Regions from separate parts of the Homo sapiens genome. Here region 1 is linked to region 2. Evidence: chromatin loops called from intact Hi-C (ENCODE). Cell type or tissue: heart left ventricle. All regions are shown on one strand. Links, peaks and the distances in the headings refer to the core of each region. The heading gives the core; the rest is flanking DNA. Region 1 overlaps KCNIP1 (potassium voltage-gated channel interacting protein 1). Region 2 overlaps KCNIP1 (potassium voltage-gated channel interacting protein 1).

Region 1 (8,329 bases), core at 206-8,205, 100 kb after region 2:
TTGAGAGACATTCTACAAAACAACTGACCTGTACTCATATCAAAAGTGTGAGGTCCTGAAAGACAAGGAAACAAAGAAACTCAGGCTGGGCATGGTGGCTCATGCCTATAATCCCAGCACTTTGGGAGGCAGAGGCAGGAAGATCACTTGAGTCCAAGAGTTTGAGACCAGCCTGGGCAACATGGCAAAACCCCATCTCTACAAAAAATTAGCCAGGTGTGGTGGCACTTGCCTGTAGTCCCAGCTACTTGAGAGGCTGAGGCGGGAGGATCACTTGAACCCGGGAGGTCGAGGCTGCAGTGACGGGGATTGTGCCACTGCACTCCAGCCTGGGTGACAGAGCAAGAACCTGTCTCAAAAAAAAAAAAAAAGAAAAAAGAAAAAAAGAATGAGAAACTCATACAGATTAGAAGAGACTAAGGAGACACAACAAATAAATGCAATGTAGAATCATTGAAGGGAAAAAAATATTAGTTGAAAAGCTGAGATCCCGCCACTGCACTCCAGCCTGGGCCACAGAGCGAGACTCCGTCTCAAAAAAAAAAAAAAAAAAAAAAAAAAAAAAGAAAAGCTGATAAAATTTGAATAAGCCCTGTAGTTTAGTTAATAATAGTGAAGCCATGTTAATTTCCTGGGTTTGGTCATTGTGCTCTGGTTATGCAAGTTGTTAACATTAGAGGAGACTGAGTGAAAGGTATGCATGAACTCTCTGTACTAATTTTGTAAATTTTCTGTAAGTCTAAAATTATTCATAATATGCAAAAATTAAACAAAAAATAAAATAAAATAAGCACATGGAATGAGACTGTCCCCTGGGTCTCTGTAGAAACCAGGTCAAACATCCCAAATGCTCTTTTACCCCCATTCTGAGTTGGGCCAGAATGGTCAGAATAATGGTTCCCAATGTACCTTGATAAACACGGAAACTCTCAGGACCGAGTCCTAAGGTTCTCTGATTCAATAGGTTTGGAGTGGACTTGAGAACTGATCTTTTTAATAAGGGCCTCAGTCTGTGGAACTATTGGCCTCATGTGCCCTGTGGATAATCTTGGCTGTTGGTTCATTTTTCTTAACTGAAAACAGTGGCAGAAACTATGGGGATTTTTAAATCTCTAGGCTAGAACATTAACTTTTTAAAAATTCAGAATAGTATTTTATTTGCCTCAAGCCTGTGAATGGGGATCCCACAAATCACCCCCCACTGAAGACAATGCCCATAACAAGGTAACCTACCCATGAGCTTCTGAGGGATTTAGGAATTGTCTACCATCTCCTCTCTAAGAAGGGCTCCCACAATATATCCCCTTCTGCTTGCTTCTAACTCCCTATCACCTGCTAAAGAAGGACCTCACCTTTTAATCACTTTCATTGCCAAGGGGCACAAGGAGCCCCAAACTCTGTCACCTAGGAAGAGCTTGACCTCATGGTTTCCACACTGTGTGCTTTTATGTCCCTGCTCCAGGAGATGATGGACATTGTCAAAGCCATCTATGACATGATGGGGAAATACACATATCCTGTGCTCAAAGAGGACACTCCAAGGCAGCATGTGGACGTCTTCTTCCAGGTAAGTGCACACACCCTGCACATGAGCTGTAAGCCCAGCCTAGATCAAGTCAACCCACGAGCATCTGAGCAAATGATTTGTGTCCAACCCTGTACTAAGCATGGTTGGTAACAGAAAAGAATTATAAGATACATTGTCCTCAAGAAACAGATGATCTCCTTAAGCTGCAAGTGTACATGACAGAAGAGAACAAGAAAGTATATTATTAAACGCTAGTGGTATAGTATGAACTCTAAATCCATAAAAATTTGGGGATCAGGGTAAACACGAAAGACTTCATTAATTACAACTGTGGAGGTGTTAAGCATTTGTGTCTGGGAAGTAAGGGGAAATAAGATTGGAAACTAGGATAGGGCCAGATTATGAGACCTTTAAATGGAAGAGTTTGGCCTTGCTCTGGTACAGGATGGGCAGCTAGTGCTGATCCTTGACTAAGGGAGTGGTATAATCATTGGGGCATTTTAGGAAAAAATTAATCTAGCGGTGGAGTATCAGAGAATATCAAGAGTTCACTCTAGTTCAACCTCCCACTTTGCAGATGGGAAAAGAGAGTCCTCTCTGGCCTTGTGCAAGTTTGTACAGCAAGTAACAGGCCAGAATCAGAACCTCTTTTGCCCAGTGTTCTGCCAGATGGACAGGGTAGCAGGGAGTCTACAGAAGAAGCAGAATAAGCCAGCAGTGAGGTGATGAGTGTCCAGAGCAAGTCTTTTGATTTAAGGAAGCTCATGGGGCTCAAAGTGTTGTAATCAGGACCTAATTGGAGTTGTCTGGCCAGTGAAAGACAACTCTCATTCTCAGGGCAAAGTTGGTTAATGAAATGAATGAAATGAGCTCCAGCTCGTTACTCTGAGCTCCAGCAAGAAAGCAGGGGAGTAAGCTTTGGAATGGAGATCACCAGATTCTGTAAAGTGCTTTCTGTTATGTCTTTCAGAAAATGGACAAAAATAAAGATGGCATCGTAACTTTAGATGAATTTCTTGAATCATGTCAGGAGGTAAGGAGAGATCTCAGGGCACAATAACTCTACATCTGGGAAAGGAAACCTGGGGCCTGGGGACCTGCAGAAGGAAGGTGATGAGAAACCTGCACATACCTGCAACCCCTCCCATCAGAGCCAACAACACCAGCAACAACTGTGAAGTCCACAGTTCCACTCCTCAACCTGACCTGCAGTTGGTCTTGGCTAAGCACAAGACTGAACAGAGAGCCTAAGTAGGGGTCTGGGGGCATGTGAAAACTCAGAGGGGGTCTCTGTGAAAATAGACTTCCCGAGAGGGCAACACCATTATTTTTTAGCCTGCCTCTGGCTTGATGACCCATTTCCCAGACTACAAGGAAGCAGCTGGGGGGAAAAAAACCTACAATTGTGTGATTCTCAAACCACAGTGTGCATAAAAATTGCCTGGAATGATTCTGAAAATGCATATTTCCAGGCCTCAATCCCAGAGACTCTAGATCTGGGTCACTTTAACACAAATGTCCTGGACCAATGCTTCTAACACTTTAATGTGTGAAACAATATCCTTGATGATTTTGTTAAAATGCAGATTCTAATTCCATAGGTCTGGGGTAGGGCCTGAGATGTTACTTTTCTCACATTCTCCCCAGTCACACTGGTGATGCTGATCCTGGGAACACAACTTTCATTAAGTCTAACCAATAGACCAGCCCCAGAGTCCACCAGAGACTGAACTGGAAATAATTGCTTCATCTACTTTTGAGAAATCCATTTGTACCCCCACATTATTTTAGAAATGTTCAGAGTTACTCTGAGCTCCAGCCAAGAAGAATAGCAAATGTAAGAAAGCCGGGGAGAAGTTCCTAGCAGATACTGAGCCCCCATCAAGTTTCAAGCACATACATAAACATCACAGCCACCCTGTTATGTAGATGTCCTATGTGCAGGGTGATATCCAAGATATTTAACAACTAGAATGGAATGAACACTGACCCCCTTGGGGGTGAGTTCTCACTGTTAATTCCCTTGAGAGCTGGTTGTAAAACAGCCTGGCACCTTCCCCACCTCCAACCTTGATTCCTCTCCCACCATGGGATCTCTGCACACCCAGCTTCCCTTCACATTCCACTGTGAGTGGAAGCAGCCTGAAACCCTCACCAGATGCAGATGCCCAGCTGAACTTTCCAGCTGCCAGAATAATGAGCCAAATAAGCCTATACTGACATTAACCTTTTCATTTCTGATATTGATAATTTGAAAAGCAGTCTTAATAAGCATTTATCTACTTTATTGATTTTTTTGAAAGAGAGCGCTTTGGGGGGTTTTCTTACTGTATGTCTCTATTGCATGTTCTGTATTTTACATTTTTCTATTATTTCTTCTCTGAGGTATAGTATTGAATGTAGAAAAATCCTCAAATGTTCGGTATTAAGCAATACACTTCTAATTCATGGTTCAGAGAAGAAAATATCTCGAATAAAAATAAAATAAAAATATGACTTATCAAAATTTGTAGGATCTAAAGCAGTATTCCAGGAATGCAAGGTTGGTTTAACATTCAATAATTGGTCAGTGTAATTAATCACATTAATAGAATAAAAAGAGAAAAAATATAATCATTTCAGTGGATGTAATTGTTCAGAGCTTCTTAAAAGAAGCAACTCACTATTTTACTAGATGATTTGTTTCTTCTGAATTCCTCTTTAAGGCTACAGGTGGTGCTTCTTACTTTGAACTGATCACTTTCTAGGTCCCCACCCTTACTTCTTGTTTTTCATACCCTTGTAGAGTTTTCTCCATATAGGAAACCCATGCTTGACATTTGCTCACCAGAGTTACAGAGCTCTCAGGGAGGAGACTCAGAGTTCTAACCCTCTTGCCCTCCTTTTTTCCCAGGACGACAACATCATGAGGTCTCTCCAGCTGTTTCAAAATGTCATGTAACTGGTGACACTCAGCCATTCAGCTCTCAGAGACATTGTACTAAACAACCACCTTAACACCCTGATCTGCCCTTGTTCTGATTTTACACACCAACTCTTGGGACAGAAACACCTTTTACACTTTGGAAGAATTCTCTGCTGAAGACTTTCTATGGAACCCAGCATCATGTGGCTCAGTCTCTGATTGCCAACTCTTCCTCTTTCTTCTTCTTGAGAGAGACAAGATGAAATTTGAGTTTGTTTTGGAAGCATGCTCATCTCCTCACACTGCTGCCCTATGGAAGGTCCCTCTGCTTAAGCTTAAACAGTAGTGCACAAAATATGCTGCTTACGTGCCCCCAGCCCACTGCCTCCAAGTCAGGCAGACCTTGGTGAATCTGGAAGCAAGAGGACCTGAGCCAGATGCACACCATCTCTGATGGCCTCCCAAACCAATGTGCCTGTTTCTCTTCCTTTGGTGGGAAGAATGAGAGTTATCCAGAACAATTAGGATCTGTCATGACCAGATTGGGAGAGCCAGCACCTAACATATGTGGGATAGGACTGAATTATTAAGCATGATATTGTCTGATGACCCAAACTGCCCATGTCATTTGTTTCCAGAAACGAGGACCAATAATTCTCTCACACTGGCATTTGTGCTGGTAGTACAAGTCCTTTAATATGTCCAGGAAGGGAGCCATTGCCCAGTGGTCCATATCTCCACCACATCCCCTGCTTGAGCCCAGCGCTGCATGTCCCTCCCAAGAAGTCCAGAATGCCTGCAAATTGCTGTAATTTTATACCATGTTCTAACCAATAAACAGAACTATTTCTTACACTCTCAATCACTTCTTCATGACTCCGTTAGGTAAGAGAGGTAAGCTGTGAAAAGGGAAGGCTAGTCCATTCATTTGACACCCAATTATTAGTGCAGTTGTCCCTCCATATGTGTGAAGGATCAGTCCCAGGACTCTCCATACCAAAATCTGCAGATACTCAAGTCCCACAGCTAGCCCTGAGGGACTCGTGTTTTCAGAAAATTTGGCCTCCATATATGCAGGTTTCACATCCTATAAATACTGCATTTTCTATCACTTTTGGTTGAAAACAATCTGCATGTAAGTGGACCCAATAAGTTTAAACTCATGTTGTTGGAGGGTCAACTGTACTTACGTTGTGCCAGGCCTGTGCCAGGCAATGACTTCATCCTCCCCAGCCCCCAAGCCTTCCCCAGCAAACATCCAATCCAAATGCAAATACTGTGACCAAATGCAAATGCAACTTCGAGACAAGACCCTTCACAACACTTTGCTTCCAACAAGATTGCCACTTCTAAGACCCTCTGATATGGAAAGCCTGGAGCCCCTGTGGTGTGAGTGGGAGTGCAGAGATAAAGAGGATGACGGGGCCTCCTGCTGAGAGATTTTAGGCTCTAGAGGACCATCAAGCGGCTTCAGCCTATAACCAGCAAATGATTACTCATGTTGAACACTGTGGGTCTTAGTTTCCCCATTTGACATCACATTTGAAAGACTAAAAGCTAACAGTAGCATTCTTGGAAGGAAAACAATTTACTGAAACCCTATTTTGTGCCAGGTGCTGCACTAGGGGCTTTATATACATTATCTTATTTCATGCTCATGTGGAGCATTCCAGATGGTAGAGTCCTGGTTGTACTGATGAGGTTGCTGAAGCTCAGAGAGGTAAGGGGGACCTGCGTAAGGTAGCACAGCTGATAGGGACTCCATAGGGAGGCTAAACTCTTCTCGCTCTATCATAGACCCTTCCTACAAGGGGATTTTGCCTCACCCCAAGGATGAGGATACTTCCCACTAATCTCATTCATCTGAAGTCAGTTCAGAGAGGCATTGGTGTTCTTTGAGTCTGTGTAACAGATGGAGAAACAGATGCAGAGAAGGGGAATATCTCAGGCAGCCACAGTCACCGGCAGGGGGAGGCCACAAAAACATCTCCTGCATTCATGACACATCCCACTCAGATGGCCATTGGCTGCTGCCTCTTATGGTTGGAAATTGTAAGTGTGATGATGAGAATTTGTTGGATAGTTCAGACCTGTTCCTCTGGGCTTCCTGCATGTAGCCATGTGGTTCCCTAAGGCTTCTGGGCATGTGGCTGGTCCCCAGCAAAGCATCTACTTAGGCCCAAGAGAGGATCTGTCCTAGAGACTCTTCCCATATGGGGTCCTAACCTGCATCTTGAGGCTTTATGATGTCTAGGCCAGTGTTCCCTGCCCTGGCTGCACATCAGAATCACCTGGGAACTTTGAAAAATGTGAACATCTGGATGCCACAGCAGACCAACTGAAGGAACATCCCTGAAGGTGGGACCTGGGCCTCAGAATTCTTTAGAGGCCACCCAGGTGGGTGTACTGGGCACACAGGGCTAAGGTGGAGAACTGACACATCTAGAGCTGCGAATGAAGCGCGTGGTCTGAGCCATCCCCCTGGCCACAAGGATCAATTCAGGGATAGGCTTGAGACCCACGCTGGTTCAAACAGCATGAATCTCCAAACTAGTGCTGGGAATGATGAGACAAAGATGTTCTCCCTCACCAGACATGAATGAGAGCGCACATAGCCCTAAGACATGCCAGTAACTATTTAGGAATTCTGAGAGTTTATCTAATAATCAGAGGGTTAATAAGCCAGAGATCACATAAGGCAAGGCAGAGAGATGAAAAAAAAAAAAAAGCAAGCAGAAACGAGCCTTTGATAATATCATTGATCTGCTAGATCAAGCTGCTTCTGAAGCTGGACATACCTCTGACCTTTTCAGGTGCCTGTGTCAGGTGCCTATATAAGGTCTAGGTCAGGCCGGGCACGGTGGCTCATGCCTGTAATTCCAAATTTTTGGGAGGCCGAGGCTGGCGGATCACCTGAAGTCGGGAGTCCGAGACCAGCCTGACCAATGTGGAGAAACCCCATCTCTACTAAAAAATACAAAAATTAGCCAGGCGTGGTGGCGAGTGCCTGTAATCCCAGCTACTCGGGAGGCTGAGGCAGGAGAATCGCTTGAACCCGGGAGGTGGAGGTTGCGGTGACCCAAGATCACACCATTGCACTCCAGCCCGGGCAACAAGAGCAAAACTCTGTCTCAAAAAAAAAAAAAAAAAAAAAAATCTAGGTCAGTGGCTGCCTTCCTTCCCCGCTGGCTGCATGTCAGAATCACCTGGGGAGCAGAGGAGGGGAATGTTTTTGAAGTGCCAAATGCCTGGGCCTTATCCCAAATGAATTGCATCAGAATATCTGGAGGTGAGGCCCTGAGGATCAGTATGCTGTAAAGGCTCACCAGGTGATTCCAATGCACACCTATGGCTGCAAACCCCTGCTCTAGAGCAGAGGAAGTACTGGTACCCCTCTCCCTGTGTTAGCCAGACCACAAGTAAGACACCAGCATCAGCCCTGGGCACTTAAAACTGAGAGGAAAATCAGCAGCTTAGATATTCAGAGAGAATTCATTGTGGATGGAAGTTTTAAAAGTAGTCCTCAGATGGATAAACAACAGAAAGGGAGATGGTTGTCCTAATGAAGAGCAGGGAAAGGACACGTTGCAGCAATGAGAGCGTATTGGCCTCATCTCCCACTTGTCTTCTTGGAGGGATCCTGCTCCTCTTGAACCATCCAACAAATTCTCACCATCACGCCTGCTGATGGGGACTCAACTGTGCAGCAGGTGCTATGGACACTTTGCCCAATCCCCTTGGTACTCACCATCACCCTGCAGGTAGACTCAACTGCTGCCAAGTGCAATCACCCGAGAGTTTTTGTCTGTGACTCTAACCATCACAGAGTGTGTCCATGACAGCCCGCTATGTTTTGGGTATTTGAGTCTCTAAGCCTCATGTTGACATTTATGTCC
Region 2 (8,329 bases), core at 301-8,300:
CTGAGCAAGTGTTGCAGCTTTGGCCCCCAGCCCCCTGAGGGGAGCTCTGGCCGTGCATGAGGGTCAGACAGAAAATCTCCTTTCCTCCATCCAGGCCTGCAGTCTGCAGCACTGAGGTCAGCGCTGGCCACAAGCCCACCCTGTGCCTCGTCAGCCCCACTGAGCCTCTCCATCTATCATGCCACAGGCTGACCCTGAAATGCAAAATCATTCTGTCCTCCCGCCCTCCACTCCCACCTCGCACATCTATGGATTTGCTGTTCAGAAAACATCTGTTCCCTCCTTCGCCCCTGACATACGCATCGATCTCATGCTAGCCCAGCTGCCTAAGCTCACCACTCTGGGAGACAGACTCTCAGTCCTCATCAGACAGAGATGTAGGGGGCTGTAAGGGACGGGGTGCAGGTAGGGCCTGAGGATTCCGACAAGGTGAGCCATGGGCAGGGGCATTGTTCATGCAGGGACCTCCTGGCCAAGGTCCTACGTCAAGGTTAGAAGGAAAGAGTAAATGATCGGATAGGCTAAGACAGCAACTCAGCAGGCCAAGGGACTCCTCCCCCAGGACCTGCTCCACCCTTAGAGGGGTCCCGGACAGCCAAGCCCTGATGGAGTTGGTCAGCAACCAACCAGCCCTGGGGCCAAGGCCTGCAGAAGCAGAGAGGAGGGGTCTCAGGCAGGCCAGAGGTGCTAGCTGGGATGCCTGGGTCCCCCACCCCACCCCAGCACACTGTCCTTTCTCCAGGTGCTCAGTTAGATTGAGCTGGGTCCCATCTTGGGCCTTTGCTGGTCCCTCCCTAGAAAGTCTGCCCCCTCCCCCTGCAGGGTGGCATCAGCATTCAGGCCTGGCCCTGACGCCCTCCTCTCTGGGCCACCTTCACCTCCACAACCCCGGCACCAGCACCCATCCCCACCACATCCCCAGCACGCAGCATCTAGTAAGGGCACCAAATGCATGCCCAGACATATGAGTGAAATGAATTAACCCTGAACCTGAAAAAGGGCAACCACCACACAAGATTCTCTAGAAACAATGTGAATTGTGCAGAAGGAAATTAACCCTACTCCATCCAGCCCATCCTAAGGCAGGGACTTGGACCTGTTCCTCTTGATGGGGCTGGGGCTGAGGCGGGCAAGGCAGGCAAGTGCTGAACAGTTGGCAACATTGCCCATCCCGTCTCCCTGCACCAGGCTGGGCCTGGGGTGAGGGGGTGGGGGCCGGGGTAGCTGGGCTCCTCCAGCAAAGAGCAGGACTGAGTCCCTGGTGACTATTAGGTAAAAGGTCCCTGACAATTTTGAGGGGCCAGATGCCAACTCGAGGGATACAGAGAAGATCTAGGCACAGTCTTTCCCCACCATGTCAGACAAAAAGGTTAGATACAGGACCTGATATGTTATAAAACTCAATCAATATTTACTTAGTGAATAAATGGACGGATGGATGGATGGATGCATTAGGCAGCCAAGTGGGCAGCACCGATGACTTAATGTACTGAGTGCTCCGACTCCAGCAACATGCATTCATTGTTCCTACTGTGTGCCAGTGAACAAGAGCAATGAACTCAATGACTTCTGCCCAGGGTGGGCCAGGGAACCAGGGAAGACTCTCCAAAAAGGCAGCATTTGGGCTGGGACGTACAGATGAGTAGGGGGTCGAGTGTGTCGTTATGTCGCTGGAGCCCAGAGGCGTCCATCAGGACTTGGGGGAGGGCAGATGAAAGGGCCTTACTGCCTAACTTGGAGCCACTGTATGTTTCAAAACAAAGGAGAGAGAGGATCCTGGGAAAGAGAAAGGGTACTCTAGGCAGAGGATGTGAATGGGCACAGCACAGGTGAGAACATCAAGACCAGGGGTCAGGGAATCTACTGGTAAACAATTGTACCCCAAGGGAGCAATCACAGCCTCTCCATCCACAGGGAAATGCCTGGTGGGGAGGAATGGGAGGAAAGAAACAGATTGCATGACTGTGTCTTGAAGGTCTAATTCCAGAGTACAGCATCACCCCTATCTTCCAGGTCCAGAAACTGAGGCTCAGAGGGAGACTTTCTGATGAGTGCAGCGTGCAGATAAGAGCATCTCCAAAGCTACCTCCTTCCCCAGTCACACCAGGGCATAAGCAACTGATAACAGCTGTCAGCACGGGACAGTGGAGGGAACACTAGGTTAGGAATAAGGGTACGAGGCTTGAGTACAGATTGTCAATGACTCAGTGTGTGAACTTGGTCAGGTGACTCCAACCAGATGACTTCCTTCTCTGAGCTTCTGTTCCCTCCTCTATGAATGGGGACAATCACTCAGCTTCACAAAACAATGGCTGCGAAATTGCCTGGTACAAGAGAGAGAACTTCCAGTGTGTAGGGGCTGTTGTCCTAACTGCCCAGCCCCCTAGATAGGTAGTTATGTCATCTGTGAAATGGGTGTTAGAATTCCTACCTCCCAGGACAGCTGTGGGCAGAAAACCAAAGAATGTGTGTGAGAGCCCAAGCACCATGCCTGGCACATAGTAGGTGCTCAGGAAAGGCTGAGGGTGCAGCTGCTGTCCACACACATGGTACCACTGCCCCAGGAAGGGGCTTCAGGAACCAAGAGCAATTCTGAGCACTGGTGACTGGACTCTGCCATTCTCCATTTCAAACGCTTTTTGAAAGCAGCTCCAGACCCAAGCAGGAGAGCAGGAGGCAAAAGAAACGCAGGGGCTTTCCCGAATGGAATTTTAGAAACACACAGAATTGTCTCCTGCACAGAAGGGAAGCTGTCTTCCACAGCACAGAGCCACCAGGCCCCAGACTGCTGGCTTATGTATTTGTCATTGCTCATCATGAATGGATGCCAGGAAAGTCTCTTTGTGATGGGGGCACAACCCCTCAAATCTCCTCCCCTCCAGATGCCATCCACTGGAGCTGAGACTCCCAGGTCCCCTAGGGCTTCTCTCCCAGGGGCCTCTGGGCTCCCCAAGGCCACGTGCTGCCCCCACTAGAGACCTGGGCCAGTCCTGACCAGGGGAAAGAGTAGCGCCGACAACAGCCCCAGATGGTATGTGCACTGGCACATACTGGCAGCTGCCTTCATGACAGCAAGCCATAGGTCCAAATCCCGCCCCTTCACAGGGACATTCCCAACTGGTCAGGGGTGGACCTCCCCTTCCCGGCTGTCTTTGGTGTCCAGGACGATTTGCCACAGACAGGGGGAGCTAAAGGGGCCCACGCTTGAGGCCGCTCAGCTCTGAGTCCTCGCCGGCCACAGAGGACCTTCGTGCCTGTCCTCTGTCCTCCTGCCCAGTCCCCAGGCCAGGCTCAGCTGGAGTTGGGGAGCAGAAAAACACGCATCTGAATCAAGGCTCTCGGAGCCTTTGCTTCTGCCTCCAAGAGGCGAGGGAAAATGAATACCCAGGCGAGCGAGCAAGAGAGACCCTCAGAAAACCCCAGATGCCCCTGGAATCAAGCCCTGTCCCACCAACGCCACGTGGATTGACAGGCTATTAGTCTTCCTGTAATTAGGATTCTCGCCTCAAATCTTGTATCTTTTTCCCCCAGAAGATTCTCCTCCAGCCTTCACCACTGCCCCCTGGCGCTTCCTTGCAAGGCTTTTGAAGAATCCTTTGCAGAGAAGCAGCCTCCTTTGGCAGGGGCTGCAGAGCACTCTGCCTCCCTAGGCCAGGGCGAACCAACAGAGGCGGGAGATGAGGAGGAGCAGCGCGGCTCTGCTGCGTGGCCCTGGGCAAGCACCACAACCTCTCTGGGCCGTTTGCACATTCTTACCGCCAGGGATGTGGGCGGTAAATGAAAGAGACCAGCACAAACCAGTGTCAGCTCCCTTCCTCGATTCCTAAAATGTGATGCCCAAAGATGGGCCAGCCTCCTGCTGTGCCTTCTCTGGGGGGACATTTAATAAGTGGAAGAGCCCTGGCTCTGAGTCAGGCTAGAATCCCAGTTCTGCACTTAACCAGCTGTGTGACCTCAGGCAAGCAACCTGGCCTCTCTGAACCTGAGTTTCTTCATCTGTAAGTGGGAACGCTAATGCTGTGCTGAGGGTTCCATGGGACAACCATGTAAAAGCACCCAGCACGCACCCAGCAGGCAGCAGGTCCTGCACAGCGTTCCCTCGCGTGGGGGTGGGTTGGGGCTTGAGCACGGGTTGAACCTGGAAGAGGCCATTTCCCTCCCTTCTCCCCGAGGAATAATTGTGAATTCCTGGGTCTCAGAGGAAACATCCGCTTTGGTGGTCAGAAAGGACATCCTCCTTTGAGCAGGGGGAGAGCAGAGGGAAGGGGGTTGCGAGGGTCACGCCTTCCCCAGGCATTCTCGGGGTCTCTCCAGCAAGGATGGAGGCGGCCAGGGGCTTGGGCGGTGTGGGGCGCCACCTGGCGTCCAGAAGAGGTAAGACAGGCGGAGCGGGACCCTCCGAAGTGGGAGGAGGACGCTGGTCAGGGGAGGAGGGGACCGCGAGAGCGAGAGCGGACATTCTACCAAACACATGGACAACACAGAAGATGAGGAAAATGAGCAGGGCAGCTAGTCATAGGAGCAAATTTTAAAAATTAAGTGACTGAGGTAGTCAGGGGGCCTCACTGAGAAGTGGCTTGGAGTAAGACCTGAAGTTGGGGACTGGATATGCAGATGTCTGGGAGGAGAGCTTTTCAGGAAGAAGAATCAGCCAGTGCAGAGGCCTATGGCAGACCCAAGCAGGAGGCAAAAGAAACGCAGAGGCTTTCCAGGATGGAAAATGAAGAATCAGCCAGTGCAGAGGAATGTGCCTGGATGTGTTCCAGGAATGTTTCAGAATGAGCTAAAAGGCCAGGGACAGAGAACTAAGAGGAGAGGAGAGGTCAGAGAGATGGCGGTGGGCGGAAGGAGGGGGCGGGGCGGAGGAGGGGGCGAGGGGGCGGGGGGGCGGAGGGGGGGACGGAGGGGGGGGCGGGGGGCGGGGCGGAGGGGGGATGGGGCGGGGCGGGGTGTGGCTGTGCGTCTGGATAAGGGTTGTGGCTTTTATGCTGCACGAGAAGGAGAGCCATTGGAGAGCTTGGGGCAGAAACAAGAGCTGATGACATTTTAATCCCTCTGGCTGCTGTGCTGGGGTAGACTGTCAGGGCCAAGGGCAGAGTGTGAAAAGCGCCCAAGAGGCTTCTACAAGAATCTAGTGGGAGATGCTGCGGCTCTGGCCAGGTTAGTGGCAGTGCCAGTGGTGAGAGGGATGTGGTTCTGCGGGTGTTGTGAAAATGGAGCCAGCGGGATTTGTTGACAGACCAAAGTTGAGGTGAGACAGAGACTCCGGAATGACTGCAGGGTTATTGGTCTGAGCAGGGTTATTGGTCTGAGCAGATAACCAGATGGAGTCACCACTAACTTAGATGGAGAAGGCTGGTAGAGTGAGGAAATATCGGGAACTTATGTTCGGACTTGTTAAGTTTGAGATGGCTGGGAGATATCTAAGTGGAGAGGGCAAGGAATAAAATGCTTCCTAAACTCCAGCATCCATTCAGTCCCCTGGAGAGCTTGTTAAACCGGATGGATGGGTGCCACGCCCACCCCTGCACCCCTGAGTTGCAATAGGCCCAAAATGATTCAATAGGCCCAACATGGGGCCCAAGGTTCTACATTTCCAACAGCTTCCCAAGTGATGCCAATGCTGCCAGACTGAGAACCACACTTCGAGTAGCACCAAAGTAGGCAACTGGATGTTTGAGGCTGGCATTCAAAAGAGAGATCCTGGCAAGAGATAGAATTTTGGAGTCATTGGCACGGAAATCCACAAAACGACATGAGCTCTCCCAGGGAGTGTGTGTGTGTAAAGAGGGAAGAAAAGAGCATTGAGTCCCGAGCCCCAGGCTCTTCAATGGTAAGAGGTTGGCAGATTAGGAAGGACCAGCAAAGACTGGGATGGGAAACCACTGAAGCAAGAGGAAGGCCAGGCAGATGTGTCCTGAAAGCCAAAAAGAGAAAGGTCATCATTAATATGATACATTTTGCAATTTGTTTATATGTAAGAGGAGATTAATAGCTCATAGCATTCCCAGGCATTGCTGTTAGGAATTGCAGCTCCAGGCTGGCAACCCTTAAATCACAAACTAGATTGTCAAGAGGACTGCCTGGAATTCCAGCTCTGTAAGTAATATGCTGTGTGGCCTCAGCCAGGTCACTTCACCTCTCTGGGCTTCTCTTGCTTCCATATATAAATGTAATAAGAAAATCTTTTATTTATTATTTATTTATTTATTTTTGAGACAGAGACTCGCTTTGTCACCCAGGCTGGAGGGCAGTGGTGCGATCTCCACTCACCGCAATCTCCGCCTTCCGGGCTAAGGCAATTCTTGTGCCTCAACCTCCTGACTAGCTGAAATTACAGGCACCCACCACCACACCCAGCTAATTTTTGTATTTTTAGTAGAGACGGGGTTTCATCTTGTTGGCCAGGCTTGTCTCAAACACCTGACCTCAAGTGATCTGCCTGCCTCGGCCTCCCAAAGTGTTGAGATTACAGGAGTGAGCCATCACGCCCGGCCAAGAAGACCTTTTAAAGTAGATGTTCTAAGAGTCTCTTTCAGTTCTGAATCTCTTTGTTATCTTACATGTTACCCCCTCAGAGATGCCTTCCCTCACTCCCCTGTCCAAGGTAGCTCTCCACCCAAGTCAGCAGTCATCACAGAACCATCACAACCTGAAGCCCTGTGCATGTTGCTGTTTATTTCCTGTTTACATCACAACCTGAAGCCCTGTGCATGTAGCTGTATACTAACCCTAGAGTTAGTATAGCTTAGTTAAACTTTCATTTATTGCTAAAGGTTTATCACTGCTGTCTCTATCAGCCTCCCTGCACTGTAAGGGACAAGGGGGCAGGTCCAGTTTCTGTCTTGTTTCAGGTTTTGTCTCCAGCCAAGATAAGTATCTTTGCAAGGCTCTGTTTTTATTCTGAAAGGAAATTAGGAGCTATTGGAGGGTATGGAGTGGAAGGGGACAGTCTTCTGCCTTGGATGTATAAAAGGGATGCTGGGCCACGCTGATGGGCTAGACCATGGCAGGCAGAGAAAACAGGCAGGAGGCCAGGCAGGGGCTGCCAGTGCCCAGACACAGGCCGGGAGGTGCAGGTGGCAGTGGCAGGCAGTGGCCAGGCCCTGGGTATATTTTGAAGGTCAAGCCAACAGGACTTGCCAGTGGGCTGGGTATGGGCATGAGACAGGCAAGTTCTCCCAGATGTGACTCCGATGTGACATTTTGGAGACTCCCTCAACACCCACCTGGGGAAGACAGACCAGTTGGGAGGAAATATCTGGAGTCTCATTTTATTAATTCTGAGAGTTTGTTGTATTAGACAGTGAAGCGGAAATGTCAGGAAGTCAGCTGGAAATAGGAGTCTGGAGTTGGGGGGAAAGCCTAGCCAGAGACAGGAATTGTGGCGTCATTGGCGTAGAGACAGCGTTTAAAGCTGTGACGCTAGATGGGTTCACCAGGGGAATGAGAGTCGAAAGAGAAGAGCAGAGCAGAGCTGAGCCCTGAGGGGGGCAGAAAGGCACACAGGGACAGTGGAGGCAGGAGGCAGAAGGCAGAGGGTGGCGGGCCAACAGCTCTGAAGGTCAGTGCTCTATCACAGGGGGGTGGCCGAGGAGGGGCCCGAGGCTGGAACCAGGAGGCACTATCCCAGGCCTGCCTTCTCATGCCAGCAGCAGTGATCTATCCTCAAGGAGAATATTGATTGAGCACCTACTGCATGCAGAGACCTCATCAATGGCTCAATCAATATGACACGGCCACGCTTCCTGATCCGAGCCCTCTGAGCAGGTATTTTCCATCCTGGACTTATCCCTGTTTCTCAGGAGAGGGATGGACCCAAGAGACAAATAGTTCCCCCAAGATCGCACAGCAAGCCAGTGTAAAACAAGCATAGAAACCAGCTTTTAGGGGGCTCAAGGTGGGGGTCAGAAAATGAGGTGAGAGCAAGCATTTACTGAGCACCTCCTGTAAATATCTCCTACATACGAAGTGCTCTACCCACATTACTGACCACCCAATAAAGGCAGGTCCTGTAATTCCCAATTTGCAGATGGATAAGCAGAGGCTTAGGGGTGTGAAACAACCTCCTCAAGGTCATGGCTTCTAAGTGGTGGAGCCAGGCCTGCAAACCAGGCTGTCTGAATCCAAAATCCACCTCCAAGTCCACAGTGGGTTGGCCCCACCCCCAACCCATCCCCATCACCAACAGGACGGTGGTCAGAGTCCACTGAATGAAAGCATGCGTGCATTCAAAATAGACAGCCAATCAGCAGCCTTCCATCAGAAATGTCATCTTTATGACAACAGCATCGATTCCAGGCGTACCCTGCATATGTGAACCAAGGGG

Evidence for each region. Hi-C counts contacts between places; a loop is a spot of excess contacts. Peaks named below come from ENCODE experiments on the same cell type or tissue, not always from the same donor. Only the 100,000 strongest peaks of a DNase experiment are listed, where the experiment ranks them.
Region 1: it touches region 2 in a loop (2.2-fold over the local background); 22 of 110 quality-filtered maps call a loop at or near these places.

What each region holds. Positions count from the first base shown.
Region 1 is chr5:170,731,338-170,739,666 of GRCh38, forward strand. It overlaps KCNIP1 (potassium voltage-gated channel interacting protein 1), which reads left to right. Exons shown (of 8, transcript NM_014592.4): 6 at 1,463-1,567; 7 at 2,499-2,561; 8 at 4,422-5,295. The coding sequence ends at 4,469. Among named protein-coding and RNA genes, the nearest start is that of GABRP, 48 kb to the right of the region's middle. In heart left ventricle, for the core only: no CTCF peak of the experiment used is centred there; no DNase peak of the experiment used is centred there.
Region 2 is chr5:170,628,833-170,637,161 of GRCh38, forward strand. The region is part of intron 1 of KCNIP1 (potassium voltage-gated channel interacting protein 1); the gene reads left to right. Among named protein-coding and RNA genes, the nearest start is that of KCNIP1-AS1, 48 kb to the right of the region's middle. RefSeq lists enhancers at 3,922-4,503, 4,278-4,457, 7,273-8,022. In heart left ventricle, for the core only: CTCF peaks have their summits at 3,175, 4,366 (motif pointing left) and 4,566; a DNase peak (open chromatin) is centred at 4,359; H3K4me3 peaks cover 1,421 bases; H3K27ac peaks cover 1,320 bases.